Regions from separate parts of the Homo sapiens genome. Here region 1 is linked to region 2. A link is an interaction called in ENCODE POLR2A ChIA-PET data of the cell type or tissue named here. Cell type or tissue: B cell. All regions are shown on one strand. Links, peaks and the distances in the headings refer to the core of each region. The heading gives the core; the rest is flanking DNA.

Region 1 (15,608 bases), core at 4,338-12,337, 240 kb before region 2:
TGGTCTGTCACCCACGCTGGAGTGCAGTGGCGCGATCACAGCTGGCTGACGCCTCAACTTCCTGGACTCAAGCTATCCTCCCACCTCAGTCTCCTAAGTAGCTGGGGCTACAGGCCCACACCACCATGGCCAGCTAATTTTTTTTTTTTTTTTTTTTTTTGGAGAGAGGGTCTTGCCCTGTTTCTCAGGCTGGTCTTGAACTCTTGGCCTCAGGTAATCCTTCCACCTCAGCCTCCCAAAGTGCTGGGATTACAGGCATGAGCCACTGTCCGCCCAGCCAAACCCCTTTTTTAGAAGAAAACATCAGATCAAAAGATGTGCTTCCACTTTAAGAATGGAAGTTAACTTCTGATCAGCTCAATGTTAGCTGGATTTGAAGGCCAAAGAAAATTGAAGCAAATGTATTTTTGAATTACATAGTATTTACTGTTCTCACGCTTCTGACACCCAAGGAGAAGAAAGATAACGCTCCCAGTGCTAATGAAACTTGCTAGGTTTTCTTTCCTGCTAAAGATATTTATACTTGAATTCTTTTATTTTTTAATTTTTTAGAAGCAGGGTCTCACTGTATCACCCAGGCTGGAATGCAGTAGCTTGGGCAGATCTCACTGTAACCTTGAACTCCAGGGCTCAAGTGATCCTCCAACCTCGGTGTTGAGATTACAGGTGTGAGTCACTGAACCCGGCCTTAAATTCATTTTAAGGCTTGGAACAGCTTTAGATTAATTCCATAAATGAAAAAGCTGTGGTTGATTTGAAAATTAGAGATGGTTTATAAAATAATATCAGGGGATATAAATGATTCTGCAATCATTTACCAAGCTTTTCCTTAAATTCAAAGGCTAATAAGCTTGCAAGGTTATCTGGTTAAAAGGGTGATTTTGCTTTTTGTTTTTTTTTTGTTGAGACAGAGTCTCACTATGTCACCCAGGCTCCCGAGTGCAATGGTTCCATCATAGATCACTGTAGCCTCAACCTCCCGGGATCAAGCGACCCTCCCATCTCAGCCTCCTGAGTAGCTGGGACCATAAATGCCTGCTACCACATTTGGCTAATTTTTTTTTTTTAATTTTCTGTAGAGATGTGGTCTCACTATGTTGCCAAGGCTAGTCTTGAAACCCTGGGCTCAAGTGATCCTCCCCACTTGGCCTCCAAAAGTCCTAGGATTACAGGCATAAGCCACTGTGCCCAGCCTGACTTTGCTTTCCCCACTCCCCACCCTTTCTACTGCAACATTTTTTCTTTTCAAATCAGGTGATTTCTGACAGGTCTTCTTCAGTTTTTCTCCAGCATGAATTCCTTTGTGAAGACTTCTGAGGCAAACTCTAGGCTGTGTGGGATCCTATTGAATTCAGTACCTCCCTTCCATGAGCTCGATGGTAAATGTTTACTCAACTGTCTTTCCACCATGCTAAACCTTCTGTTGGGCAGAAACTGTGGCTTTCCATCTTCAGATTCCACATTTTGAGCACAATATCTTCCCTATAGTAGACACTCATCCTACCCTTGTTGAATACATGTAAAATGACTTTTGATGAAACCAAATTTACATAGAGAGAAGGGTGGCCACAGGGATTCAGGGGGAAGGAGGGACATGGGAAGATATTGGTCAAAGGATACAAACTTGCAGCTATAGGATGAATAGGTTCTGCAGACCTCATGTAAAACTTGGTGACTGACTGTAGTTAACAATACTGTATTATATACTGGAAATTTGCTAACAGAGTAGGCCTTACATATTTTCACCACACACATAAACAGGTGACTGTATGGGGTGATGAATGTGTCAATTAGTTTGATTGTGATCATCATTTCACAATGTATTTTAAAAATCATATTGTAGGTTAGGCACAATGACTCACACTTATAATCCCAGCAATTTGGGAAGCCAAGGTGGGAGGATTGCTTGAGCCCAGGAGTTCAAGATCAGCCTGGGCAACACAATGAGACCCCATTTCCACAAAAAAAGAAATTTAAAAATTGACAGGATATGGTGGTGCACGCCTAGAGTCCCAGCTATTTGGAAGGCTGAGGCGGGAGGATCACTTTGAGCCTGGGAGTTTGAGGCTGCAGTAAAGTCGTGATCACACCACTGCACTCCAGCCTGGGCTACAGAGATCGATCCTGTCTCATTTAAAAAAGAAAGAAAGAAAAAAAAAAAGGCTGGGCGTGGTGGCTCATGCCTGTAATCCCAGCACTTTGGGAGGCCGAGACGGGTGGATCACGAGGTCAGGAGTTTGAGACCAGCCTGGCCAACATAGTGAAACTCCATCTCTACTAAAAATACAAAAGTTGGCCAGGCATGGTGGCGCACCTGTAGTCCCAGCTACTCGGGAGGCTGAGGCAGGAGAATTGCTTGAACCTGGGAGGCGGAGGTTGCAGTGAGCCGAGATCACGCCATTGTACTCCAGCCTGGGCAACAGAGCGAGACGCCATCTCAAAAAAGAAAGAAAGAAATCACCTTGTATATCTTAAGTATATACAATTTTTATTTTTAAGTTATGCTTTAATAAAGCTGGGAGGAAAAAAGATGTTCAAATGCAGCCCCAGCCAATTCTTATTCAACTTTGGCCAAGTTTAGGATGATCTGAGTTTCCGCTGAATAGCAGAGCAGAAGCTATGGCGTGTTGTGGCTACAAGTGAGCGCGCTGGTGTCAAGCTGCTTGGTGAGATAGCTGCTGGCTGTTTGGCCTTGGGAAAGAGATTGAGCTCACCAGGCCTGAATTCTTTTCCTACAGAAGAATGATGTTGACAACAGTGCCTCATTCATTGCATGGAGGATTAACTGAGGCAGTGAATGTTCAGTCCAGAGTACAGAGCTGGAGATTTTAGACAGAACTGAAATATTAGGTGGGCTGGGGGCAGTGGCTCACACCTGCAATCCCAGCACGTTGGGAAGCAGAGATGGATCACTTGAGCCCAGGAGTTCGAGACCAGTCTGAGCAACATAGTAAGACCCCATCTCTACAAAAAATCAAATTAAATTAAAAATCAGCTAGGTGTGTGTGGGTGGGGGGAGCACACCTGTAGTCTCAGCTACCTGGGAGGCTGAGGTAGAAAGATCGTTTGAGCCCAGGAGTTGAAGACTACAGTGAGCTATGATTGCACCACTGCACTCCAGCCTGGAAGACAGAACAAGACCCTGTATCTAAAAATAAAACTTTTTGCTGGGTGCGGTGGCTCATGCCTGTAATCCCAGCACTTTGGGAGGCCGAGACAGCAGATCACCTGAGGTCAGATGTTCAAGACCAGCCTGACCAACATGGAGAAACCCCATCTCCATTAAAAATACAAAATAAGCTGGGCATGGTGGCGCATGCCTGTAATCCCAGCTACTCGGGAGGCTGAGGCAGGAGAATCACTTGAACCCAGGAGGCGGAGGTTGCAGTGAGCCGAGATCGTGCCATTGCACTCCAGCCTGAGCAATAAGACTAGAACTCTGTCTCAAAGAAAAAAAAAATTTTTTTTTAAATAATAAATAATTGAAATGTTAGCTGTTAGAGTTCTATTCTTTGAAATGTGGTAAATGGCACTTAACTCACAGTGTTGGGGTTTTTTGTTGGTTTTTTTTTTAGACAGGGTCTCGCTCGCTCTGTCACCCAGGCTGGAGTACACTGGTGCAGTATCAGCTCACTGAAACCTCCACCTCCCAGGTTTAAGGGATTCTTGTGCCTCGGCCTCCCAAGTAGCTGGGATTACAGGCCTGAGCCACCATGCCCAGTTGATTTTTGTATTTTCTGTAGAGACGGGGTCTTGCCATGTTGCCCAGGCTGGCCTCAAATTCCTGGGCTCAAATGATCCCCTAGCCTCAGCCTCCTGAAGTGCCAGGATTACAGGCGTGAGCCACCGCGCCCAGCTCATAGTATTGTTTTAAGGTTAAAAAGGTGTAATAGGGCCAGGCATGGTGGCACACGCCTGTAATCCCAGCACTTTCGGAGGCCAAGGCAGGCGGATCACCTGATGTCAGGAGTTTAAGACCAGTCAACATGGCGAAACCTCGTCTCCACTAAAAACACAAAAATTAGCCAGGTGTGATGGCAGGTGCCTGTAATCCCAGGTACTCAGGAGGCTGAGGCATGAGAATCGCTTGAACCCAGGAGGCGGAGGTTGCAGTGAGCCAAGATCGCGCCACTGCACTCCAGCCTGGGTGACACAGCAAGACTCTGTCTCAAAAAAAAAAAAAAAAGAAAAGAAAAGAAGAGAAGCAGAAGGGGAAGGGAAAGGGAGAGGGAAAGGGAAAGGGAGAGGGAAAGGGAAAGGGAAGGAAAGGAAAGGAGTAATAGGTTCGGTGACTCCAGTGATCTGGCATAAAGCAAGCCTTTGCCTGGGAAGTCCCTCACTTAATGCCCCTGATTGCCTCCTTTAGCTATTCCGGGGCAGATCCGTCTTCCCAAAATGCACCTCACTAAGCAGCTAGTGCTGCCAGTTCTTGTGTGTCACTCAGAGAATAGGGTTTTCCCCAAAGGAAAGACCACTGATTATGTCAAGAGAGCTACAAGCCACTAAGCAACAATGCCTTTCATCTCCCTGACTTTGGCTATGAGTTGCTGGGAAAGCCAGTGTAACATTCCCAGGCCTGGGGTTGTACCACCTGGGAAGGAGCTGGTCTATGGAGCAGAGTGCTGGCCTTGAGCTTCTTAGTAACAAATGCCACTCAAAGGACATACAAGACAAGGTCAGCCCTCTGGTTTTTCAGACAACTGCCCAGGCCCGCTGGTTGTAGTCCTACGTCCCCAGTGACTTTTACAAAGAGTGCAGCTGCAAAGCCGTGCCACTCTGCAGGGCCACATCTCCACAGTGAAGCCCAGATCACACTCTGGGGCCATGGCTCAGTCTGCTCATTTGGGAGAAACCCAGGACTCCCAGGGATCTAGCAGTAACATGGACCACAGTGCCTGTGAGGGCCCAGCATGGTGGCTCATGCCTATAATCCCAGCACTTTGGGAGGCTCAGGCAGAATTGCTTGAGCCTAGGAGGTTGAGGCTGCAGTGAGCTAGAACGGTGACACTGAACTCCAGCCTGGGCGACAGAGCAATACTCTGTCTTAAAAAAAATTTTTTAAATAAATTGCTGATAACACAATTCTCACCTGAAATGCTCTCTCTTTGTAGATTAGTGTATAGCCTGAATTTTACCATTAGGAAAAAGAGGAGAGGTGGCATTGAAGCATTTGTTACTAAGCAGAATGAACTGCATGTGCAAAGATTCAGAGGCGACATGTGTAGCAGATTTAAGAAACTCCCATAAATTCAGTATGACAAGCATGTCACTGTTCTATAATTTTTTATTTTTATTGGCAAATAAAAATTGTATATATTTTACTTGTTAAATTGAGATATAATTCACGTACTATAAAACTCGTCGTTTTGTTTGTTTTTTGTTTGGTAGGTTTTTTTGTTGTTGTTTTTGAGACGGAGTCCGGCTCTGTCACCCAGCTGGAGTGCAATGGCGTGATCTCAGCTCACTGCAACTTCTGCCTCCCGGGTTCAGGCGATTCTCCTGCCTCAGCCTCCTGAGTAGCTGGGACTACAGGCGTGCACCACCAGGCCCGGCTAATTTTTGGATTTTTGGTAGAGACAGGGTTTCTCCATGTTGGTCAGGCTGATCTTGAGCTCCTGACCTCAAGTTATTCTCCTGCCTTGGCCTCCCAAAAGTGCTAGGATTACAGGCGTGAGCCACCGTGCCCGGCCAAAATTTGCCGTTTTGAAGTCTACAACTCAGTGGGTTTTCATGTATTCACAATGTTGGGTGACCATCACCACTAACTCAAGCACATTTTCACCACCCTGAAGAGAAACTCTGTACCCATCAGCAGCCACTTCCTGCTTTCCCTTTCCCCCAGCCCCTGGCAACCAATAACCTACTTTATATCTCTATGGATTTGCCTCTCTGAACATTTTATACAACTGGAAGGATACATTTGTCGTGTGTGTGTGTGTGTGTGTGTGTGTGTGTGTGTGTGTGTGTGTGTGTCTGTGTGAGAGAGGGGAGAGGGGAGAGGGAAGGGGGGAGGGGGAGGGGGGAGGGGGGAGAGAGAGAGATGGTCTTGCTATGTTGCCCAGGCTGGTCTCAAGAGTTCAGGCCTCAAACGATCCTCCCACTTCAGCCACCTGAGTCGCCGGGATTACAGGCCCATGCCACCAAGCCCGGCTAATTTTTAAAAAATTTTTTAGAGATATGGTCTCACTACAACATTTATCCTTTAATGTCTGGTTTCATTCGAGGTTCATTCAGATGGCCAAGGCTGCTGTCACTGGGGACCTTCCTGAAGGGACAGCAAATATCATGACCAATAATGCAATCTGCCATACCTTGGCATGACAATACTGTTTCCAGATATTGTCACTATTTCTTCTCCATACTATTTTTTTTTTTTGAGACAGGGTCTTGTTCTATTGTCCAGGCTGAAGTGCAGTGGTACAATCTTGGTTCATTGCAGCCTCAGCCTTCTGGACTCAAGCGATCCTCCCACCTCAGCCTCCTGAGTAGCTGGGACTATAGGTGTGCACCACAAAACCCGGCTAATTTTTCTAGTGTTTTGTTGTTATTGTTGTTTGTAGAGATGGGGTTTTTGCCATGTTGCCCAGGCTACTCTTAGACTCCTGTGCTCAAGCCATCCTCCTGCCTCAGCTACCCAAAGTGCTGGGATTACAGAAGTGAGCCACTGCACCTGGCCTATCCATAGTCTTTGTTGTTTTTTAACCCTGTCCCTTTGAGGTTTATGCTATTGAGCTGTACTGCTTCCACTTCCCCTTAGCAAGCCTCCTAGACAGATCTGTTTTGGGGCTTTTTTTTTCTTTTTTTTTTTTTTTTTTTCTTTGACAGAGTCTTGCTCTGTTGCCACCCTGGAATGCAGTGGCATGATCTTGGTTCACTTCAACCTCCGCCTCCCGGGTTCAAGTGATTCTCCTGCCTCAGCCTTCCAAGTAGCTGGGACTATAGGTGCACACCACCATGCCCAGCTTATTTTTGTATTTTTAGTAGAGACGGGGTTTCACCATGTTGGCCAGGCTGGTCTTGAACTCCCGACCTCGTGATCCACCTGCCTCAGCCTCCCAAAGTGCATGCTGGGATTACAGGCTGAGTCACCGCACCCGGCCTTTTTTTTTTTTTTTTTTTCTTAGAGACAAGGTCTTGCTTGATTGCCCAGGCTGGAGTGCAGTGGTGTAATTACGGCTCACTGCAGGCTTGAACTCCTGGGCTCAAGCAGTTCTCCCATCTCAGCCCCACAAGTGGCTGGGACTACTGGTGCGCACCACCACACCAGGCTAACTTTATAAATTATTATTATTATTATTATTGTAGAGACTAGGTCTCACCTTTTTTTTTTTCCCCCCCAGAAACAAGATCTTGCTCTGTTGTCCAAGCTGTAGAGTTGTGGTGCCATGATAGCTCACTGCAGCCTCAATCTCCTGCGCTCAAGTGATCCTCCCTCCTTGGCCTCCTGAGTAGCTGGAACTAAAGGCACATGCCACCACACCTGGCTAATTTTTATGTTTTGTAGGGATGAAGTCTCGCATGTTGCCCAGGCTGGTCTCAAACTTGAACTCCCAGCCTCAAACAATCCCCTCTCCCCACCAAAGCCTCCCAAAGTGCTGAGATTTCAGGTGTGAGCCAACGCGCTGGGCCAGGTCCTCTTCTCCCTTGCTCTCCACGGTCTACTTGGAAATCTGAGAGTCGGCTGCGTGCAATGGCTCATGCCTGCAATCCCAGCACTTTGGGAGGCCAAGGTGGGCAGATCACCTGAGGTCAGGAGTTCGAGACCGGTCTGGCCAACATGGCGAAACCCCGTGTCTACTAAAAATACAAAAATTCGCCGGGCATGGTGGGTGAGCACCTGTAGTCCCAGCTGCTTGGGAGGCTGAGGCAGGAGAATTGCTTGAACCCGGGAGTCAGAGGTTGCCGTGAGCTGAGATCACGCCATTGTACTCCAGCCTGGGTGACAGAGCAAGACTTGGTCTCAAAAAAAAAAAAAAAAAAGAAAAGAAAAAAAGAAAAGAAAACAAACAAAAAAAAGAAATCCGAGAGTCATCCTTCACTCCTCCCTCTTCCTTACTCCCATAGCAGACCTCTTGGAATATCCTGGAAGTTCTAAGCCTGTCACTTCTCAGTCCCCACAGAAGTCACACTCTCCCAAGCCACCATCATCTCTGGCTTGAATTACTGCTGCAGGAGCCTTCCAAGTCTGGCTCCTACAATTAATTCATGATCCACCCAACAAGCACAGAACGTCAAGTCACTCCTCTCTTAAAATCCCCCATAGCTTCCCGTTTTCCCTTAGGAAGAGTCTAAAACCCTTAACTTTTTCTAGAAGGTTCCTCCAGGAGGTCTCTACTTGCTGTCTCAGCCTCGGACTCTCTGTGCTTCTTCAGCGTCCTGTGCTGGCACTCAATTACTTTAGGGGTTTCATGACACGGTTCTCTCCCTCCCACTCCTTTTCATCCTTAGGGTCTTAGCTTGCTCCCCGAGGCCTCCCCACCCAGTAGTTCTCAGTCCCCGTGTGCCCACAGCGCCCTCTACTGCCCCTTCCCAAACACGCAGCATGGGTGTGTTTGCCCAGCGCCTCTCTGCACACCCAGACTTCAAGCTGCAAGATGGCAAGCACTGCCTCCTCCACTGCTAAGTACCTGGCAAAGCAATTGTAGTCAGTAAATTTTTTTTCCCATTTTTTTTAATTTTTTTTTTTTTTTTTTAGGTAAAGAAAGGCATTTATTAGGTCTGGGCATGGTGGCTCATACCTGTAATCCCAGCACTTTGGGAGGCCAAGGCCAGTGGATCACTTGAGGTCAGGTGTTCAAGACCAGCCTGGCCAACATGGTGAAACCCCATCTCCACTAAAAATACAAAAATTAGCTAGGGGTGGTGGTGCATGGCTGTAATCCTAGCTTCTCTGGAGGCTGAGGAGGGAGAATCGCGTGAACCCAGGAGGCAGAGGCTGTAGTGAGCCGAGATCGCGCCACTGCATTCCAGCCTGGGCGATGGAGGGAGACTCTATCTCAAAAAAAGAAAAAAGAAAAGAAAGGCATTTATTAGAGAAGGCATGAAAATACGTTGCAAGAGTGCAACAGGCAGCACTGCAGAGAAGGGGCTGTCTCCTCTCAGTAAATATTTTTTTCAATTAAAGAATGAGTTTATCATACAAGAAGCCTGGAGAAAAGAAATGGTAAAGGTTGTGAAAGTTGTCAGAGTCAAAATGGAGTCACCAGGCCTGGCACGGTGGCTCAAGCCTGTAATCCCTACACTCTGGGATGCCGAGGAGGGCATATTGAGTTCAGGAGTTCGAGACCAGCCTGGGCAACATAGTAAAAGCCTGTCTCTACTAAAAATACAATTAGCCTAGTGTGGTGGTGCGTGCCTGTAATCCCAGTTTCTCAGGAGGCTGAGGTGGGAGAATCACCTGAGCCTGGGAGGTTGAGGCTGCAGTGAGCTGAGATCATACTGCTGCACATTCCAGCTTGGGAGACAGAGCAAGACCCTGTCTCAAAAAAGAATGGAACTGAAAAAAATAAATAAATAAACCCTGACACGGGAGTTCAAGAACACCCTGGACAACATAGCAAGACCCTGTCCCCCTCCCCCCCAAAAGAAGATGAAGAAAATTAGTTGGATGTGGTAGCACACACCTGTAGTCTCAGTTCAAGGCTGCAGTGAGCTATGATCTGGCCCCTGCACTCCAGCCTGGGTGACAGAGCAAGACTCTGTTTATAAAAAAAAAATTATAAAAATTTTTAAAAAAGAAAACCCTGACAGATAGAGATGGGGAAGGCCATGAAGAGAAGATTCTCAGGGTTGGGTGCCTGATCACAAAAACTATTACAAAAGACTCCAACTCTGCAAAACCCACAACCTTGCATACACCAAAAATACTTCTGCAAGAACATCTTCCCAGCAATTGCCTATCCAACTTCAAACTGGCATCATACCCGTTACTGATCTTTGTAGCCAAGAATAATTATCTCAAAACAATTATGTACTGCTCCTCATTTTTTGTTTAAAAACCTTTGACAGGCCGGGAGTGGTGGCTAAAGCCTGTAATCCCAGCACTTTGGGAGGCCAAGGCGGGCAGATCACTGAGGTTGGGAGTTCAAGACCAGCCTGACCAACATGGAGAAACCCCGCCTCTACTAAAAATACAAAATTAGCCGGGTGTGGTGGCGCATGCCTGTAATCCCAGCTACTCGGGAGGCTGAGGCAGGAGAATCGCTTGAACGTGGGAGGCAGGGGCTGCAGTGAGCTGAGATCGCGCCACTGCAGACTCCAGCCTGGGCCACAAGAGCAAAACTCCGTCTCAAAAAACAAAACAAAACAAAACAAAAAAAGCTTTGTCTCCCTTTGCCTCCCGGAATATACACAGAGTTTACTGTGACAACTGCATTCCTATTGCAATGCTCTGTTCCTGAGTAAATACCTTTTTCTTTTAGAAAAGCTCTGTTATTTAGGTTCACATGATTAATAGATGCAATGGTTAATGATTACTAGATAATTAATATTAATGGATGATTAATAATTGAGTAATAGATGTCATGGATAATAATTATGAATTATGATTAAATTAGCTTCCTGAATGTATTAGTCTACTTGGGTTGCTGTAACAAAATACCTTTGACTGGATAATTTATAAATAATAGAAATTTGGCTGGATCTGGTAGTGTATGCCTGTAATCCCAGCACTTTCGGAGGCCAAAGCAGAAGGATTGCTTGAGGCTGGGAGTTCGAGACCAGCCTGGGCAACATAGCAAGACTCCATCTCTACAAATAAAACATTTTTTAACACTTTGGAAGGCCGAGGCAGGCAGATCACGAGGTGAGGGACCGAGACCATCATGGCCAACATGGTGAAACCCCGTCTCTACTACAAATACAAAAAAAATTAGCTGGGCGTGGTGGTGCATGCCTGTCATCCCAGCTACTTGGGAGGCTGAGGCAGGAGAATCGCTTAAACCCGGGAGACAGAAGTTGCAGTGGGCCGAGATTGCGCCACTGCACTCCAGCCTGACGACAGAGCAAGACTCCACTCTCAAAAAAAAAAAAAAAAAAAAAAAATTAAATTAGCCAGCCATGGTGGCATGAGCCTGTGGTCCCAGCTACTGGGGAGGCTGAGGCAGGAAGATCACCTGAACCCAGAAGATTGAGGCTACAGTGAGCCGTGATCATACCAGCACACTCTAGCCTGGGTGACAAAGTGAGACCCTGTCTCAATAAAAATAAAAAAAAATCATAGAGCCTGGTGTGGTGGCTCACGCTTGTAATCTCAGCACTTTGGGAGACCGAGGCGGGTGGAACACTTGAGGCCAGGAGTTCGATATCAGCCTGGCAAACATGGTGAAACTTCATCTCTACCAAAAAACAAAATATATATATATATATATACACACACACACACACACAAAGTAGCCAGGCGTGGTGGCATGCACCTGTAGTCCCAGCTACTTGGAAGGCTGAGGCATGAGAACCCTTTGAACCCAGGAGGGAGAGGTTGCAGTGAGCCGAGACTGCGCCACTGTGCTCCAGCCTGTGTGGCAGTGAGACCGTCAAAAAAAAAAAAAAAAAGCAAAAAATAAAAAGACTAGGAATTTATTGCTTACAGTTCTGGAGACTGGGAAATCCAAGATCAAGGTGCCCGCAGATTTGGGATCTAATGAACACCCATTCCCTGTAAATGGCACTTTCTATGTATCTTCACCTGGCGAAAGAAAACGACAGCTCTCTGGAGCCCCTTTCTAAGGGCATTATTCCCATTCACGAGGGCAGAGCCCTCATGACACCATCACCTTCTAACACCATCACCTTCTAATACCATCACCTTGGTTCTCTGGTTTCAACAGGGGAATTTTGGAGGGTCACAAATATTCAGGCCATACCACTGGCTTATAAAGAGAAGCAGAACAGGGCTGGAAGCCCAGACACCCACGCCCACCCCTGAATTACCATTAGTTCTCAACTCACCTGACATCATTCCCTTTCAGTGTTTCCTATGTTTTTTTTTTTTTTTTAAAGACAGGGTCTCGCCATATGGCCCAGGCTGGTCTTGAACTCCTGGGCTCAAGTGATCCTCCTGTGTCCCGAATTGGTGGGTTCCTGGTCTCACTGACTTCAAGAATGAAACTGCGGACCCTCGCGGTGAGTGTTACAGCTCTTAAGGTGGCGCGTCTGGAGTTTGTTCCTTCTGATGTTCGGATGTGTTCGGAGTTTTTTCCTTCTGGTGGGTTCGTGGTGTCGCTGGCTCAGAAGTGAAGCTGCAGACCTTGGTGGTGAGTGTTACAGCTCTTAAGGCGGCGCATCTGGAGTTGTTTGTTCCTCCCAGTGGGCTCGTGGTCTCACTGGCTTCAGGAGTGAAGCTACAGACCTTCGCGGTGAGTATCACAGCTCATAAAAGCAGTGTGGACCCAAAGAATGACCAGTAGCAAGATTTATTGCAAAGAGCAAAAGAACAAAGCCGCCACGTCGTGGAAAGGGACCCCAGCCAGCTGCCACTGCTAGTTCGGGCAGCCTGCTTTTATTCTCTTATCTGGCCCCACCCATGTCCTGCTGATTGGTAGAGCCAAGTGGTCTGTTTTGACAGGGCACTGATTGGTGCGTTTACAATCCCTGAGCTAGACACAAAGGTTCTCCACGTCCCCATCAGATTAGTTAGATACAGAGTATCCACACAAAGTTCTCCAACGCCCCACCAGAGTAGCTAGATACAGAGTGTTGATTGGTGCATTCACAAACCCTGAGCTAGACACAGGGTGCTGATTGGTGTATTTACAAACCTTGAGCTAGACACAGAGTGCCCATTGGTGTATTTACAATCCCTGAGCTAGACATAAAGGTTCACATCCCCACCAGCCTCAGGAGCCCAACTGGCTTCACCCAGTGGATCCCGCACTGGGGCTGCAGGTGGAGCTGCCTGCCAGTCCCGCGCCATGCACTCGCACTCCTCAGCCCTTGGGTGGTCGATGGGACTAGGCACCGTGGAGCAGGGGGCGGCGCTCATCCGGGAGGCTCGGGCCGCACAGGAGCCCACCGAGGGGGTGGGAGGCTCAGGCACGGCGGGCCGCAGGTCCCGAGCCCTGCCCCGCGGGAAGGCAGCTAAGGCCCGGCGAGAAATCGAGCACAGCGCCGGTGGGCTGGCACTGCTGGGGGACCCAGTACACCCTCCGCAGCCGCTGGCCCAGGCGCTAAGCCCCTCATTGCCCGGGGCCGGCAGGGCCTGCCGGCTGCTCCAAGTGCGGGGCCCGCCAAGCCCACGCCCACCCGGAACTCCAGCTGGCCCGCAAGCGCCGCGCGCAGCCCGGGTTCCCGCTCTCGCCTCGCCCTCCACACTTCCCTGCAAGCTGAGGGAGCCGGCTCCCGCCTTGGCCAGCCCAGAAAGGGGCTCCCACAGTGCGGCGGTGGGCTGAAGGGCTCCTCAAGTGCCGCCAGAGTGGGAGCCCAGGCAGAGGAGGCGCGGAGAGCGAGCGAGGGCTGTGAGAACTGCCAGCACGCTGTTACCTCTCACTCCTGCCTTGGCCTCCCTAAGTGCTGTGATTACAGGCATGAGCCACCACACCTGGCCCCTTCTATGCCTCTAGACCTCATGAAATGCCCTTCCGTGCTATGCCTGTTGAAAGAAAGCCAGTTTCTCGCTTGAGAGAGTGTGTCCCTTCCTCTGCCCTCCCTAACTCCTGTTGTCTCGCCTCTCCCACAGTCCTCCTGGGTGCATCCCCGAGTCCTTTCCTTTTACCCACCCTGAGACTCCCACAGCTCTCTCAGTGGAGTCCTCCGCAGAAGTCTGGAGCCTCACCAGGATGTTGCCTGTCCCCGAGCTCATTTCTGAGTAGAAGGATTTGAAACCCTCAGAAATGACACCCTGAAAAAAGAAACAGAATGCTGCACCCGTGAGACACATCCCAGGCCTGGGCTTGTTAGGTCTGTCTGCCAAACCAGGCTGTGCTTTGGGTGTGAGGTGGACAGCTTTGCAAAGCCCACTCCCCCGTGTCAAATCGTAGTTCCTCCCTCTGGGCTAAAAAGGGAGTGGTCTGAAATTAAGGCACTGGAGGCTGTGTTTGTCTGCGCAGGCTGCCATAGCAAAGTGCCACAGACTGGGTGGCTTAAACAACAGAAATTTATTTTCTTACAATGCTGAAGGCTTGGAAGTCTAAGATCAAGGTGTTGGCAGGTTTGATTTCTTCTGAGGCCTCTCTCCCTGGCTTGCAGTCCGCCGCCTACTCACTGTGTCCTCACATGTTCTGTTATCTATGCATACACATCCCTTCTGTCTCTCTGTGTCTAAATTTCCTCTTCTTGGCCAGGCATGGTGGCTCAGGCCTGTAATCCCAGCATTTTGGGAGGCAGCATTTGGGAGGACCACTTGAGGCCAGGAGTTCAAGACCAGCCTGGGCAACATAGTGAGACCCTGTCTATACTAAAAATACAAAAATTAGCCAGTTGTGGTGGCACATGCCTGTAGTCCCAGCTACTCAGGAGGCCGAGGCACGAGAATTGCTTGAACACAGGAGGTGGAGGTCACAGTGAGCCGAGATTGCGCCACTGCACTCCAGCCTGGGCGACAGAGTGAGACTCTGACTCAAAATTAATTAATTAATTAAAGACATCAGTCAGTTTGGAATTGGACCCAGCCTCATGACCCTATTTTAACTTTATCACGTCTTTAACAGCCCTATTTCTAAATACAGTCACATTCTGCGGTACTGGGGGTTAGGGCTTCCACATATGAATTTGGGGGAGGGGGAACATAAGTCAGCCATAACAGAGACAGTCCTTGGTTTTAGGATATTACCAATCCTTCAGGGTTCTCTGAATAAGAGCAATAACCAGTGGAAGAATAAGTAAATAAGTGTCATGTCTGAAAGCTAGAGACAGGATACAATTAATTTTTAAATGAATAGGTACAGGCTGGGTGTGGTGGCTCACACCTGTAAGCCTAGCAGTTTGGGAGGCCGAGGCCAGGAGGATCACTTGAGCTCAGGAGTTTGATACCAGCCTGGGCAACACAGTGAGACCTTGTCTCTATAAAGAAAAAAATTTTTTTGACCAGGCACAGTGGCTCCTGCCTGTAATCCTAGCACTTTGTGAGGCCAAGGCAGGCGGATCACCTGGGGTCAGGAGTTCGAGACCAGCCTGGCCAACATGGCAAAACCCCGTCTCTACTAAAAATACAAAAATTAGCCAGGCGTGGTGGCACAGGCCTGTAATCCCAGCTACTCAGGAGGCTGAGGCAAGAGAATCACTTGAACCAGGGAGGCAGAGGTTGCAGTGAGCCAAAGTTGCAGTGAGCCGAGGTCGCGCCATTGCACTCCAGCCTGGGCAACAGAATGAGACTCTATCTCAAAAAAATTTTTTTTAATTAAAAAAAAAAGAATACATATGAATAATTGTATGTCAGCTAGCTTTTTCTTTCTTTCTTTCAGATGGAGTTTCACTCTTGTTGCCCAGGCTGGAGTGCAATGGCGTAACCTCAGCTCACTGCAACCTCTGCCTCCTGGGTTCAAGTGATTCTCCTGCCTCAGCCTCCGGAGTAGCTGGGATTAAAGGCACCCACCACCACACCCAGCTAATTTTTTGTATTTTTAGTAGAGACAGAGTTTCCCCATGTTGGCCAGGCTGGTCTCGAACTCCTGACC
Region 2 (15,608 bases), core at 235-8,234:
GAATCACTTGAACCCGGGAGGCGGAGGTTGCGGTGAGCTGAGATCGTGCCATTGCACTCCAGCCTGGGCAACAAGAGCGAAATTCCATCTCAAAAAAAAAAAAAAAAAAAAAAAAAAGACAAGATCTCACTCTTCACCCAGGCTGTGGTACACTGGTGCAATGACAAATCACTGCAGCCTTGAACTTCCAGGCTCCAGCGATCCTCCTGCAAATGCAGGCCCGTGCCACCACACCCAGCCTCTCTGGCCTCTTAAAGACACACTACCCCAGACCTCAGGACTTGGACCTCCTCTCTGTCTACATGCTCAAGTCACCCCTTGGGAATTCTTGGGAAGTTCATCCAGATTGAGAAGTTAAAAGACCATAAATCTGCTAACAATTCCCAAGTATATCTCTCCAGTCCAGCACTCTCCCCTCCACCCTAGACTCACATCCAACATCTCCATCATATCTCCACCTGGGTGTCCCACACCACACCTCTCCTTTAACAGATCCAAACTGTACTCCTGGTCTTTCTTAGTACTAGCCTCAGTGTGCTCCTTTTGAGGGACCAGCAACTCCATCCTCAGGTCAAAAATCCCCAGATCCATCCTGGACAACCCTCTTTCCATCATACCCAATATCCAGTCCTCAAAGCTCCTCCTTCAAAATATATTCAGAATCCAAATATATATATACCTCCAAAACCCTTTGGTCCTGAGCATCCTCATCTCTTACCTGGATAATCACAGTAGCCAGTTTGTTGATCTCCCTGCTCCTAAACCTGCCTTCATATATTCTACTGTTTGTTGTTGTTGGCCTTGTTTTTGAAACAGAATCTTGCTCTGTTGCCCAAGCTGGAGTGCAGTGGTGTGATCATGGCTCATTGCAGCTTCAGTCTCCTGGGCTCAAGCGATCCTCCCGCCTTGGCTTCCCCGAGTGCTGGGATTACAGGTGTGAGCCACCCAATGCTTGGCCATACTCTACTGTTAATGCAGCAGTTCAGCACAGTCAATTCACGTTTCTCCCTGCTCACAGCCCTCACAGAATAAAAGCCAAAGTCTTATAAAGCCCTCTAAAAAGTGTCCTCCCCTTACCTCTCTGGCCTTCTCTCTTACTCTCCTCTTCACTAACTCAATTGCGTAGACACTGGCTTCCTCACTGTTTCTACCACAAGCTAGGCATGGTCCCACCTTGGGGCATTTTTGCTGTCTGTTCCCTCTTCCAGATGGCCTCATAGCTTGTTCCCTTACCTCCTTTAGCCTTTTCACCCTTTCCAGCCCACCCCTTTTTTTTTTTTTTTTTAGGCGGAGTTTTGCTCTTTCGCCCAGGCTGGAGTGAAGTGGCGCGAACTCGGCTTACTGCAACCTTAAGCAATTCTCCTGCCTCAGTCTCCTGAGTAGCTGGGATTATAGGCGCCTACCACCACACCCGGCTAATTTTTGAATTTTTAGTAGAGACAGAGTTTCGCCATATTGGCCAGGCTGGCCTCGAACTCCTGACCTCAGGTGATCAGCCCACCTCAGCCTCCCAAAGTGCTAGGATTATGCACCCAGCCAAGCCCACCCCCATTTAAAAATGCAGCTGTAGGCCGGCCTCGGTGGCTCACGCCTGTAATCCCAGCACTTTGGGAGGCCGAGGAGGGCGGATCACGAGGTCAGAAGATGGAGACCATCCTGGCTAACACGGTGAAACCCCGTCTCTACTAAAAATACAAAAAAAATTAGCCGGGCATGGTGGCGGGTGCCTGTAGTCCCAGTTACTAGGGAGGCTGAGGCAGGAGAATGGCGTGAACACGGGAGGCGGAGCTTGCAGTGAGCCGAGATCGTGCCACTGCACTCCAGCCTGGGAGACAGAGCAAGACTCCGTCTCAAAATAAATAAATAAATAAAATAAAATAAAATAATAAAAATGCAGCTGTAGCACATTGTCCTCCTGGCAACTGTAGCACTTACTGCTTTCTAATTTACTAGGTATTTTACTTAATTTGCTTAAATATGTCTCTCCCGGCTGGGCGCGGTGGCTCACACCTGTAATCCCAGCACTTTGGGAGGCCGAGGCGGGCAGATCACGAGGTCAGGAGATCGAGACCATCCTGGCTAACACGGTGAAACCTCGTCTCTACTAAAAATACAAAAAATTAGCCGGGCGTGGTTGTGGGCGCCTGTAGTCCCTCCCAGCTACTAGGGAGGCTGAGGCAGGAGAATGGTGTGAACCCGGGAGGCGGAGCTTGCAGTGAGCCGAGATTGCGCCACTGCACTCCAGCCTGGGCAACAGAGCGAGACTCCGTCTCAAAAAAAAAAAAAAATCTCTCCCCACTGGAATGTAAGCTCCATAAGTGCAGGGACTGTTGTTCAGTTTTGTTCACGGCTGAAGCCCAAGCAGCTAAGATAATGTCTGACATAGGGTGGGGCACGGTGGCTCACGCCTGTAATCCCAGCACTTTGGGAGACTGAGGCGGATGGATCACCTGAGGTCGGGAGTTCGATACCAGCCTGGCCAACATAGTGAAACCCCGTCTCTACTAAAAATACAAAAATTAGCCGGGCGTGGTGGAGGGGACCTGTAATCCCAGCTACTCAGGAGGCTGAGGCAGGAGAATCGCTTGAACCAGGGAGGCGGAGGTGGCAGTGAGCCGAGATCGTGCCATTGCACTCCAGCCTGGGCAACAAGAGAGAAACTCCGTATCAAAATACATAAATAAATAAAGTCTGAAATAGAAGGCACTAATAAATAGTTGTTGCATGAATAAATCACGTCAGCTTCATCCATATCCTAAAACATCCTTTACTCTTCCCAACCCCTCTAAGTGGCTCACTCCACCCTTTTCTCCTGCCCCAACAACAAAAACATTTACTAGCACTCACATAGTTAAGCACTATGTGCCACTTAGCTATGTGCTAAGTGTTTTCACATACTGACTCGTTAAATCCTCAATACATAATAACCCCATACTAGAATAAGTCCCATTTCAGAGATGAGAAAACTGAGGCACAGAAAGATCACAAGCTAGTAAACGGGGGATGTGAAATTCGCACCCAGACAGTGAACCTCCGGAATTTGCTGTGAACAGTCAGCAAAGCCCCGCCCCAAGCCCTTAACCCCTCCTGGTCGCCGGTCACGCCCCCATCCCCCGGTCAGTTTCAGCCTCTCTTTGGACCCAAGGCAGATTCCTAACCCCGCCCCCGCAGTTCGACCCCGCCCCACACCCCGGGCCCGCCCACCTTCCTGCAGGCTGAGGCTCCTGGCGGCGGGTGAGTCCTCGCGCAGCTCCCGAACGAAGATTCCCTCTTTGCCGCCGCCCGCTACGTTGATGCCGCTGACCCCGGTCTGCGCCTCCGTCTCCACGATAATTTCCACCAACTCCGCCCGCCTCAGCTCCTGCAGAGGGCGGCGAGGTGTCGCGTTGGGGCTCTAGGGCCGGACCTCGCCCAGAGCCCGCCATTGCGCTCAACAGTGGCTCATATACATATATATGTTTATATATATTTAGAGACGGGGGTGGGGGACGGTCTCGCCACACTGCCCAGGCTGGTCTCGAACTCCTCCTGGGCCCAAGGGATCCTCCCGCCTCGGCCTCCCAAAGTGCTGGGATTACAGGCGTGAGCCACCGCGCCCGGCCAAAAGCGGCTGTTCAGCGGGCCTTCAGGGCACACGCCCCTCGGCGCTGCCCTCGCAGGACGTCGGGGCACACCCACTCCGGCGTCTCCCCTTTAAGCAAGCCTGAGGGCAGCTGGCTTTCTAGGACCCGCGGAACGGTTAAACAGCTCCGCGGGCCGGCTGGCCTCTCCGAGGCCCTGGAGCGGCAGCCGAAAGGGGTTAGGGGAGGAGACGGGGTTGTAAGGGGAGGGACTGCGTCGGAGTGGGCTGGAGATAACTTGAGTTGTGATTGAGAGGCGGGACCAGGATCGTGGGGGCGTGGTCAGGTCGGGAGGGCGGGGCTGGGGGGGGTTGGTGCGGGTAGGAGGGGTAAGACAACACAGGCCTGAGAGGAAGAGCCAAATGGGGTATAGAAGGGTGCAAAAGATAGGAGAGGAATGTGGCCAGAGTTTATGGGAGGTTATTTGGAGCTGGGGCGGAGACCCTTATTATTTTTTTGTTGGGGGAGACAGGGTCTCTCACTCTGTCCCCAGGCTTGAGTGCAGTGGTGTGATCATGGCTCACTGCAGCCTCCACCTCCTTAAACTCAAGCAGACCTTCCGCTCCGGTCTCCCAAGTAGTTGGGAACATAGGCACGCGCCACCACGCCCAGCTAATTTTTAATTTTTTTTTTAAGAGACAGGGGTATCACTGTGTTGCCCAGGCTGGTCTCAAACTCCTGGCCTCAAGAGATCCTCCTGTCTCAGCCTCCCAAAGCACTGGGATTACAGGCATGAGCCACTGCATCTGGCCCGGAGACCCATATTCTACAAACTGAATTTAACTATGGGGGAGGGGCTTTAATTACAGCAGAACAAGAGAATAGTTGAGGATGGGATTCTGAGGAAGGGGCTGGCTGGACCTTCAAGCCCTCTGGGATTGGGGGGACAGGGAGTGGGATTTGCCTCCCTGCAGGCTTGAATGTGTGTGAGAATGTGCTCTATTGTAAATTCAATGACCCGAAGACCTGTGAAACGCCCACAGGAGAGGGAATCCAGTGAAGGGGGTCTGCGTGGGTAATGAATGGGACTGGGAGACATGGCATTCCCGGTATTTACTGTAAATGATGCAGATTGGACCTGGCCCAGAAGCCACTATGGGATTCACAATAGGGCTTCCCAGAAGAGGCAGTGACAAACCTGGATCCTGTCTAGGAATCCAATCTGCTGTGTGTCTTAGGAAGAATCTTGCCCTCTCTGGACCCACTTCCCTGCTGCAAAATAGGGTAACATAGGCATACTGGAAGGAGGTTGCAGTAGGGATCTGAGAGGACACTGTCATGGCCAACGCACTGGGGCCAGCACGGACTGGAATTGAGCCCAGGACTTGGAGGGAGAGCAGGTCTAGGCCAGATGCCCCACAGCAGTGGCCCCAAGGGACTAGGGGGCTGAGCAGGGCAGTCTGGGTAAGGAGAGTTGTGGCTGGGACTGTAGGGAACAGCATGACCACCAGTACCGCCCTTTGGCTCAGCAGGCCCTGGGCTCAGCATTTTATGTGCAGAATCTCTTTTTTTTTTTTTTTTTTTTTTTTTTTTTTGAGGCGGAGTCTCGCTCTGTCACCCAGGCTGGGAGTGCAGTGGCACAATCTTGGCTCACTGCAACCTCCACCTCCCGGGTCAAGCGATTCTCCTGCCTCAGCCTCCCGAGTAGCTGGGATTACAGGTGCACGCCACCACGCCCAGCTAATTTTTGTATTCTTAGTAGAGATAGAGTTTCACCATGTTGGCCAGGATGGTCTCGATCTCTTGACTTCATGATCCACCCGCCTCAGCTTCCCAGAGTGCTGAGATGACAGGCATGAGCCACCGCGCCCGGCCTCTTTTTTTTTTTTAAGAGTCGGAGTCAGGCCAGGCGCGGTAGCTCACACCTATAATCCCAGCACTTTGGGAGGCCAAGGCGGGAGGATCACCTGAGGTCAGGAGTTCAAGACCAGCCTGGCCAACATGGCGAAACTCCATCTCTACTAAAAGTCCTAAAATTAGCCAGGCGTGGTGGTGGGCGCCTGTAATCCCAGCTACTCGGGAGACTGAGGCAGGAGAATTGCTTGAACCTGGGAGGCGGAGGTTGCAGTGAGCTGAGATCGCACCACTGCACTCCAGCCTGGGTGACAAGACCAAGAATCCGTCTCAAAAAAAAAAAAAAAAAGAGTCGGAGTCTTGTTTTGCCCAGGCTGGTCTCCAGCTCCTGGGCTCAAGGGATCCTCTGGCCTCAGCCTCCCAGAGTGTTGGGATTACAGGTGTGAGCCATCGAATGCAGTCTGCAGGATCTCATTTCATCCTCTCCCTATAGCCTTGGGCAGTCACAGAGGAGGACACTAAGGCCCAGAGAGGTAAAGTGACTTGCCTAATGCCCTGTAGCAAGTTAAGCGGCTGGGCCTCAACCTTAGGTCTGTGACCCCAGAACTCATAGGCCATCCTGTGGGCAGAGAACTCCTGGCGCTGTACCCACTGCCTCTCGCCCCCAGTAGCAGCTTGGCCCCTGTAACAGTAGACCCGCTCTGTGCCTGGTATACAGTAAGACATGGTCAATGCCAATCCACCATCTCAGTAACAGTGACAGCAGCTGTCATTCAAAGAGGCTTCCTCAGCACCAGACTCTGTGCAAATGGCTCAAGCGGGAGTTCTCAGAGGTGGAGATCATTACCTCCATTTCTTTTTTTTTTTTTTTTTTTTGAGACAGAGTCTCACTGTGACCCTCAGGCTGGCATGCAATGGTGTGATCTCGGCTCACTGCCACCTCCGCTTCCTGGGTTCAAGCAATTCTTCTGCCTCAGCCTCCCGAGTAGCTGGGACTACAGGTGTGCACCATCATGCCCGGCTAATTTTTGTATTTTTAGCAGAGATGGGGTTTCACCGTATTGGCCAGGCTGGTCCCGAACTCCTAACCTCAAGTGATCCGCCCGCCTTGGCCTCCCGAAGTGCTGGGATTATAGGTGTGAGCCACTGCGCCCAGCCCCATTACCTCCATTTCAGTGGGAAACTGAGGCTGAAAGAGGTGAGATCATCTGCCCAGGGCCACACAGCTGAAGTGGTAGGGTTGGGATTTGAGCCATGGGTCCAAGCCCATGTCCTTAACTCCTACATTATATGCCCTTGTGTGTGTGTGTGTGTGTGTGTGTGTGTGTGTGTGTGTGTTTAGACAGGGTCTTTTTTTTTTTTTCTTTGTTTTTCTCATTTATTCTTTCCACACAGGAGACTTAATGAGACAGGATCTTGCTCTTTCACCCAGGCTGGCGTGCAGTGGTTCAATCATATCTCACTGCAACCTCAACCTCCTGGGTTCAGGTGATCCTCCCACCTCAGCCTCCTGAGTAGCTGGGACTACAGGAATGCACCACCAAACCCGGCTCATTTTTTTTTCCGGTAGAGACAGGGTCTTCCTATGTTGCCCAGGCTTGTCTCAAACTCCTAGGCTTTAGCGATCCTCCTGCCTCGGCCTCCCAAAGTGCTGGAATTCCAGGCCTGCGCCACTGCACCTGGCATATGCTGCCTCTTCTGATGAAGGGTTTCTGCCGGATTTTCTTCAGCTCCTTATTAATTTAGCTCCTTTGTGCGCCAGTGATTTCACTGCCTTGAGTCTTAGCCTGTGCCAGATGCTGCACTAAGGACATTACATATGTTAATTTTCTTCTCCTCACAGTGACCCATAAAATAGACCCTGTTATTATTTCCATTTCACAGATGGAGAGAATGAGGCACAGAGAGGCCAGAAAGTGTCTCCTTGCTGCCCTAGTCTGTGCCTCCCCATTGCCCTCAAGTGCGCCTTGCAGGACACGTGGGCACTCACCTCGGCACTCCGGCTCCTGGCCTCCATGGCGTTGCTGGGAGGCACCTGCACCCCAGGCTCCTGTGTCCTCTCCCCTTTCTGCTGCAGAACCAGCTTCAGTTCTGCATGGAGCAGCTGCCTCTGAGCCTGTGGGAGGACAGCAGTGGAGGCTTGAGGCCAGTAGGGGACGAGAGGTGGAGGCCATGCTTACAGGGAGAAAGCAGGGTGGGTATTAGAAGGGGAGAAGGGCCCCCACCCCAGCTGTCCTCTCACCGCTGCCTGGGTGCAGGCACTTCCTCCTAACAGGAGCCCAGCCCGAGGTGCCGCACAGCTGTCTGCAGGGCTCACGCCCTTCCGTGGGGTTCTTGCTGCCTGCCAGGGAAAGGCCAGGATGTGAAGCTCCAGGCAGGCGAGGAAGGGGTGGGGAGGGGCATATGGCACCAGCCTGCGCTCACCTGAGGGTCACCTCCAGCTCCTTGGGCCTCCTGGGTCCGGCGCTCTAAGAAGAATAATGTGAGCAGTGTTATTGGCTAACAGCCACCGATGACTTCCTGAGTGCCTGACCCTGCTGCGTTCTGCTGATACCCTATCCCCGTCGTGCAGGTGGGAAACTGAGCCTCAGAAGACCTTTACCCAGGATGACTCAGCTGGACAACACACGGTAAAGCCAAAACTGACTCCGAGGCCTGTCTGGCAGCAGAGCCCCCGTGCCAAAGATCTTGGCCAACTGAGGGGGCCAAATTCACTAAAAAATAATTGCTATTTGAGACAGGGTCTAGCTCTATTGCCCAGGCTGGAGTGCAGTGGTGCAATCACGGCACACTGCTGCCTCGGTCTCTGGGCTCAGGCGATCCTCCCACCTTGGCCTCCCGAGTAGCTGGGACCACAGGTGCATGCCACAACACCCGGCTACGTTTTTGTTGTTGTTGGTGGTGTGTGTGTGTGTGTGTGTGTGTGTGTGTGAGAGAGAGAGTTTTGCTCTGTCACCTAGGCTGGAGTGCAATGGCGCGATCTTGGCTCACTGCAGCCTCCAACTCCTGGGTTCAAGTGATTCTCCCGCCTCAGCCTCCCGAGTAGTTGGGACTACAGGCACGCACCTTGGGACTACAGGTACGCACCGCCATACCCGGCTATTTCTTGTATTTTTAGTAGAGACGGAGTTTCACCATGCTGGCCAGGCTGGTCTTGAACTCCTGACTGCAAGTGATCAGCCCACCTTGGCCTCCCAAAGTGCTGGAATTACAGGCATGAGCCTCCACACCTGGCAACACCAGGTTAATTTTTTAAATTAATTTGTAGAGATGGAGTCTCCCTAGGTTGCCCAAACTGAGCTCCAACTCCTGGGCTCATGCTATCCTCCTGCCTCAGCCTCTTGATGCTATAAAATAATTATAGCCACTCCCATGTACTCCCAGTGAGCAAATCACAGCTCCTCTCTGTGCTTCAGTTATGTTGTCTATAAAATGTGGAGAATAAGAGCTTTTACCTCGCAGGGCTGTTCCGAGGCTCAAATGAGTTAATAAGTGTAAAGTGCCAGGCACCTGGCAGGTGCTTTATAAATACTTGCTATTATTATTATTATTATTATTATTATTATTATTATTTTGAGACAGAGTCTCGCTCTGTTGTCCAAGCTGGAGTGAAGTGGTGCGAATTCGGCTTACTACAACCTCTGCCTCCTGGGTTCAAGTGATTCTCCTGCCTCAGCCTCCCAAGTAGCTGGGATTACAGGTGCCCACCACCACGCCTGGCTACTTTTTGTATTTTTAGTAGAGATGGGGTTTCACCATGTTGGCAGGCTGGTCTGGAACTCCTGACCTCAGGTGATCCACCTGCCTCAGCCTCCCAAAGTGCTGGGATTACAGGCATGAGCCACTGCACCTGTCAGGCCATTATTATTACTAAGAACTTCCTATGGCCCTGACCTTGTGTCGAGCGCCCCACATGCTCCACTGCACATGGCCCTCAGCACAGCCTTGTGCAATCAGCTACTACTGAGCCCATTACAGAGGAGACACCTGAGGCTGGGGGAAGGGATGTCACTAGCCCAGGTCACAAATGGTCGAGCCAGGACTTGAATTTGTCTGAAGGCTCCAGCCCTTTATCTGGGTAGTAATAATACCTGATGGGTACTGAGTGATTAGTATTTGCTGGCCCCCGTGCTAAGACCTTCACCTTCTACTTCACCTCGGAAAACCCCATTTCCTGAGAGGCCAAAAGAACTTGCTCAAGGCCTCATAGCACAGCCAGAAGGAGGCAAAGCTGAAATTCACATGCAGCCACCCGCCAGGCCCATCTGGGGAAATGGAGATGAATACTCTCTCCCCCAACCCCCGACTCTGGGCTTGTCCTCACAGCCCCCACCTGGCATGCCAACCCGCCAACCCCTATTGCACAGGGAAAGGTCAGGCCTCACGCGGCACATTCCCTCACACAATGGCCCGTCTGCTGTGCTCAGTTGCATTCCGCCCCTGCCCACCCACCCTGGCCACACAATGGCCTTTCATAGCCCATCAGTGGCCAGGAGAGAGGACATGGGGACCCCTTAACACTCCCACAGCACCCACGCCCCCCACAGTGTAAGAGGGCTTCTCTCTGCATCTCCTAGGGGGTCCTGGTCTCTGTGGCCTTCCCTGGGATCCCCTGTGAGCCCCCTACACCTTCCAGGCTGTGCCAGGACTTGAACTTGTCTAAAAACTCCAGCACGGGCTGGGCGCGTGGCTTAGGCCTGTAATCCCAACACTTTAGGAGGCCGAGGTGGGTGGATCACGAGGTCAGGGGTTCGAGACCAGTCTGGCCAATATGGTGAAACCCCGTTTCTACTAAAAATACTAAAATTAGCCAGGCGTGGCAGCGCGCGCCTGTAATCCCAGCTACTCGGGAGGCTGAGGCAGGAGAATCGCTTCAGCCTGGGAAGCGGAGGTTGTGGTGAGCTGAGAATGCACCACTGCACTCCAGCCTGTGCGATAGAGCGAGACTCCATCTCAAAAAAATAAAAATAAAAATAAAAAAAGCTCCAGCGCTTTAGCTGGACAATCATAATAACAACTGATGGGTATTGAGTGGTTAGTATTAATATTAGCTGGTCCCTGCACTAAGACCTTGTCTGCCATGTCTGGGGCATTTCCTCTGAATTGGGCCCTGTGCTAGCACCCACAGGCCTCAAAATCACCCTAGATGTTGTGGCTGTTATGGGGTGGAAACTGAGGCTCACAGAGGGGTCACCCAGCCAGAAAGGGGCAGAGCTAGGACCCGTGCCTGCCCTTCACCCCTGCTTCACCTTAATTTGCATTGGTGGCTCTGCGCACTGGGGCAGGAGCTGGGTTGGGCAGGAGGGGGCCAACGGTGCTAGAAACACACCCAGGCCAGGTGCCGGGCCTGGACCGGGCAGGCGCTTTACATACTTGACCTTGTGGGACCCCATTTAACTGATGAGTCAATGAGAGTTAAGAGACCGGTGATCACAGTGACAGAGTCGAGACTTGAGCCCAGGTGTGAAAGCGAACTCAGTTCCCTTACCCAGGACTGATACACAGCACAGAGTCCTGAGCTGGGGACACGAGAAGCCTGAACCTTGTAGGTGGTAGTAGAGGGGGTCTCCTGGGTCATCAGCTCTCTGTCCCAGGCCCGTGGCTGTGAGGGTCATGCCCGGAGCCTGGCACAGGAAGTTCAGGCGGGGCAGGGACAAGAGAGAGTGCCCTCCTTCTTCGTCCCTGCCTGGACAGGCACCCAGCCCAGGTTATATTTAGCCCAACTGTGCTCTTCCTGAGCCACGTACCCAGCCCCTGGGGTAAGGTGGGGGCAGCTTCGGAAGGAAACCCACAGAGAGGACTCTGTGTTCCCAGCTCTGCCTATCCCACTAGGCAGGGGAAAGAGGGGTGGGGAGGCTCCTGGGGAGGGTCCCTGCCTTGTGTTAGAGGCAGATCCACTGGGACCAGGCAGACACTCCAGATGCCAGCAGCCTATTTCTTGGGTAGTTACTGTGGCATGACCCTGGCATATGCCAGAACTTTCAGAATCCCCAGGGTCCCCATTTCTTGAGCACCTACTGTGTGCTAAGATCCTTCCTGTCTTGGCTCCTTAAATCTTTGTAACATCTCCCTGGAGTGGGTACAACTGAGATATCCATTTCAGATGCGACTTATGCCCTTCAGAGCAGCTGGGAGCGAGGGGTTGTCATTCGGAGGCTGCTGAGGGATCGGCTGAGGGCATTGCCCTTCTGGCCCTCTTTCCCTGGTGACTGCCACCAACTTCACTTGGGAACCCTGCCTGCTCAGAGCCTCAGCTTTCCCCCGCCACCAGCGTGATCTCTCATAGCAATGGGGGTCAGGGGTTGGGCTGACTCATCCAGACCTCTAAACATTATCTGAGGCCACCTAGGGGGTCAGGGGGAGTTAAGGCAGTGGCCTCTGGCTGCCTCGGTTAGTCCCTGCTCCAGCACTTCCCAGGTGTGAGGACTTGGGCAAGATCCTTCATCTCTGGGGCCTCAGTTTCTCCATCTGTAAAATGGAGCCAATAAGAAAGGCTTTGAAGATTTGTGAGAGAACAGCAGGTGCTTAGAATATCCCTCCTGTATAGTAAATGCTTGATTAATATAAACTCGTCTCTGACAGCAACAGGGAGAGTATGGAGGGAGGGAGCTGTGCTTCTCACAGTGTTGCACATCCAACCTTTGCTCCTCAGTGGCCCCCACTTTCTCTGCTACCAAAGGGGAGCTTTGGCTGAGAGACAAAACCCAGCTCAGGCACCAGCCTCCCAACAGGATCCATGCTGCCTCCCTAGCACCCTACTCCAGGGACCCACCCCAGGCCTCCTGCCCCAGCTCTGGTGTTTGTTAGTTTGTTTTTTGGAGACAGGGTCTCCCTCTGTCACTGAGACTGGAGTGCAGAGGTGTGATCACGGCTCACTGCAGCCCCAACCTCCTGGGCCCAACCCAATCTCCCATCTCAGCCTCCAGAGTAGCTGGAACCACAGGCATGCACCACCATGCCCAGCTAATTAAAAAAAATTTTTTTTTGTTTTGTAGAGATGGGGGCCTCTCTATGTGGCCCAGGCTGGTCTCGAACTCCTGGGCTTAAGCAGTCCTGCCGCCTCAGCCTCCCAAAGTGCTGGGATTATAGGCATGAGCCACCATGCCTGGCTGCCCTAGCTCTTTAAAAGCAGCAACTCATTTACTCGGCACCAGCCCTGTGAGGTGGCCTCCAGACATCAGCCCATTTTAGAGATGGGGAAACAGAGGCACAAAGGATGAAGTATCTTGCCCAAGGCTGCACAGCCAGAAAGGAGAGGAAAGGGGATTTGAACCACCAGCTCCAAAGTCTATACCTTTAACACCTACACCACACGGCTTCCTGAGCCCCCAGGCCCCCTCCCAGCACCTCCCGGGACCCTGAACCTCATTCCCACAGTGTCTCAGCCTGGCCAGGGAAGGGACCGGCCGGCTGATCTCTTACCGCTGAGCCTCCAGACACCTCGAGAGCTCCTGGTCCCGTCTGTCAGCCCTAGCCCTAGGCTGGGGGGGAAAAGGAATGGGGAGGGGGGAGGAGAGAGAGACCCCAGCCATTGGCTGCGGGGGTGTGACGTCACCAGAGGGTGGGTGGTGGAGAAACAAACATCCCCCTCCTCCAGCTACATCTATCCCCAAGGGGTGGGGGCCACGGGACAGCCACCAGCCGCCTCTCTCTTGCCTGGGCCGAGATCTCTGCCATGAGCTCAGCTTCAAGGATTTGCACGTTGGCTTCCTCGACTTGGAGAATCAGGACCCCACCCCAGCCCCACTGTTTCCTGGCTCCAGGACCCGGGCCTGGCCAACTGCCTCTACTGTAAACTCCTTTCACTCCCTCTCCCTGTCAACTTGGGTTCAAATCGCAGCGCGACCACTTCCTCGCTGGGTGACCTGCTGCCAGTCACAGCTTCTCTTTGCGGATAGTAAGAGTACCCACCTTATGGGGCTGTGGTGAAGATTAAACGAGTTAAAAGAGACTGAAAATGTAAGACAATGCCGGGCACATAATGAGGGTTACTAATAAGTATTTGGTATTATTTTTCACACAAATTAGGTGGCTGGCTCATCTTGCTGGGGGGTTTTGGCCCCTTTTCAGTAAGGCTGGGCACAGGGGACCCCCAGTTCTCTGTCTAATGGAGTTACTGTTTAGGGGGACACCTATCACATACTAAGTACCATGCTCAGTGCTGAAGCCCTGCTTTTGAATCAAGGGTGTAAAATGGGCTCCTTATGCTCCCCACCCTTTTTTTTGAGACAAGGTCTCACTCTGTTGCCCAGGCTGGAGTGCAGTGGTGTGATCATGGCTCACTGCAGCCTCCACCTCCTGGGCTCAAGCAATCCTCCCGACTGAGCCCCCTCAAATAGCTGGGACCACAGGTATGCATCATCATGCCCAGCTAATTTTTGTATTTTTTGTAATGGCAAAGTTTCACCATGTTGCCCAGGCTGGTCTCGAACTCCTGGGCTCAAGCGATCTTCCCACTTCGGCCTCCCAAAGTTCTGGGATTACAGGCGTGAGCCACCGCGTCCAGCTATGCCCAATTTATAGCTATGTGGCCAGGAGGTGGTGAAGCTGAGGTCCAACCCCTGTTCTCCTGGACCACAAAAACCCTGCTACACTCTTCTGCCCCTTCCACTTTGCAGACCAGAAGGCTCAGAGAAGGTAAGTGACTCTCCCAATATCACCATAGCAGGTCATTGGCAGGGGTCCAGAGTTGAACCCAGACCTGCCCGACTCCCAAGCCAAAGCTACCAGGCCTCACCCCCAACCCCTGGACCCTGGTCCAGCCCCCAGCCTGCCCTGACTCACCAGACCCCGGGGGGCGGCACAGGGAGCACAGGTACCCCCACATGCCACTTGAACCCACCCGGCTGCTGCCTCGGAAGCTCGTCGCTCTCTGAACCCAGGCCCCAGGCCTGGGCTGGGCTGAGGCTGGGGGATTACCCCCAAAGCGCATGTCAGCAGCTTCTGCCCCATTGTCCAGCCAGGCACAGACACCAAGCCCTGGCCTCTGTCGGCACCCTCGCCCCTCACACCAGCCTGGGTGGCCCCTCTGCAGACCTGTCCCCCATCTCACACCAGAGGGTTGGGGCCTACTTCAGAGGGCGTGGGGGACCAGGCCAGGATGGCAGGATCCCGGAATGCTGGGGGCCTCCCTCCCTTCTCTCTGAAATGCCCCCTGCCCACTCTCAGCCACCGGGGAAGGCAGGAATGTGCTGAGCTCTGGGAAATGCCTTCCAGGCCTGGCAGCAACCAAGCATTGGGGTGTGGCCAGAAGCCAGCCAGAGCCCTCCTCCCAGGAGGGGTAGAAGGGATGGTATGGTCGGGGCTCCCGATGGGCCTGAGGAGACCCTCACTTCATTGCAGTCTCTCTCCTTCATTGATTCACGCAAACATTCTTTTGTTCCTATATTCATTCAACAAACACTCACAAGCCCTGTTTAGTGGTAGGTCTTTTGCTGGGCACAGGGGACATCAACAGATCTAACTCCACCCCAGGGAGGAGGCGGCAAACTCAGGAAAGGATCCTGCAGGAGGTGATATCGGCAGTCAAACTGAATTAGCCAGGCGTGGTGGCGGGCACCTGTGATCCCAGCTACTCGGGAGGCTGAGCAGGAGAATTGCTTAAACCCAGGAGGCAGAGGTTACAGTGAGGCAAGATTGCGCCATTGCACTCCAGCCTGGGTGACAGAGCGAGACTCTGTCTCAAAAAGAAAATAATAATAAATAATAAAAGGAAGTCAAAATGGAAGATTGAGGAGGAGGGAGCTAAGGAAAAAAGGAGGGAAGGGGGTTCCAGGCAGAGGGACAAATGTGGGCAAAGGACCAGAGGTGAGAAATGGAGCGGGTCTTCATTCACCATCAGCAAACATTCAGTGAGCACCTGGTCTTCTGTCCAGTCCCAGGCTGGATGGTGCTGGGGACACAGTGTGACTGGGACAGCTCAGGCCTGCATCCACACCATTCACAGTCCAGCAGGGAACAAACCCAGAAAGAGGAGGGTTGTGATGGGGCAATCATAGGCAGAGAGGTCAAAGCCTTGATGGGGAAGTCCAGAAAAGGTGGCTGCCCCAGCCTAGGAAGAGAAATCAAGGAGGGCTTCCTGGAGGAAGTGGCATTTGAGCTTGCACCTGGAGGATATATAGAAGTTAACCCAAAGCCATGGGTGGTGAAGGAATGACAGTGTGTTTCAGGTAGCGGGAACACCCTGTGCAAAGG

What was found. Peaks named below come from ENCODE experiments on the same cell type or tissue, not always from the same donor. Only the 100,000 strongest peaks of a DNase experiment are listed, where the experiment ranks them.
Region 1: POLR2A ChIA-PET joins it to region 2 with 14 read pairs; 2 of 35 experiments call an interaction of 5 or more read pairs at or near these places.

Annotation. Positions count from the first base shown.
Region 1 is chr19:40,157,224-40,172,831 of GRCh38, forward strand. No RefSeq gene overlaps it. Among named protein-coding and RNA genes, the nearest start is that of MAP3K10, 26 kb to the right of the region's middle. In B cell, for the core only: CTCF peaks have their summits at 8,500 (motif pointing left) and 8,700; DNase peaks (open chromatin) are centred at 5,888, 6,058, 6,658 and 8,518; H3K27ac peaks cover 630 bases.
Region 2 is chr19:40,400,502-40,416,109 of GRCh38, forward strand. PRX (periaxin) reads right to left here and starts at 12,877. Exons shown (of 7, transcript NM_181882.3): 1 at 12,837-12,877; 2 at 7,839-7,882; 3 at 7,657-7,755; 4 at 7,405-7,530; 5 at 3,205-3,361. The coding sequence starts at 7,431. RefSeq lists silencers at 3,019-3,188, 4,099-4,148 and enhancers at 3,229-3,448, 7,629-7,758, 8,985-9,578, 9,497-9,666, 9,579-10,170 and 1 more. In B cell, for the core only: no CTCF peak of the experiment used is centred there; DNase peaks (open chromatin) are centred at 3,160 and 3,830; H3K4me3 peaks cover 1,119 bases; H3K27ac peaks cover 378 bases.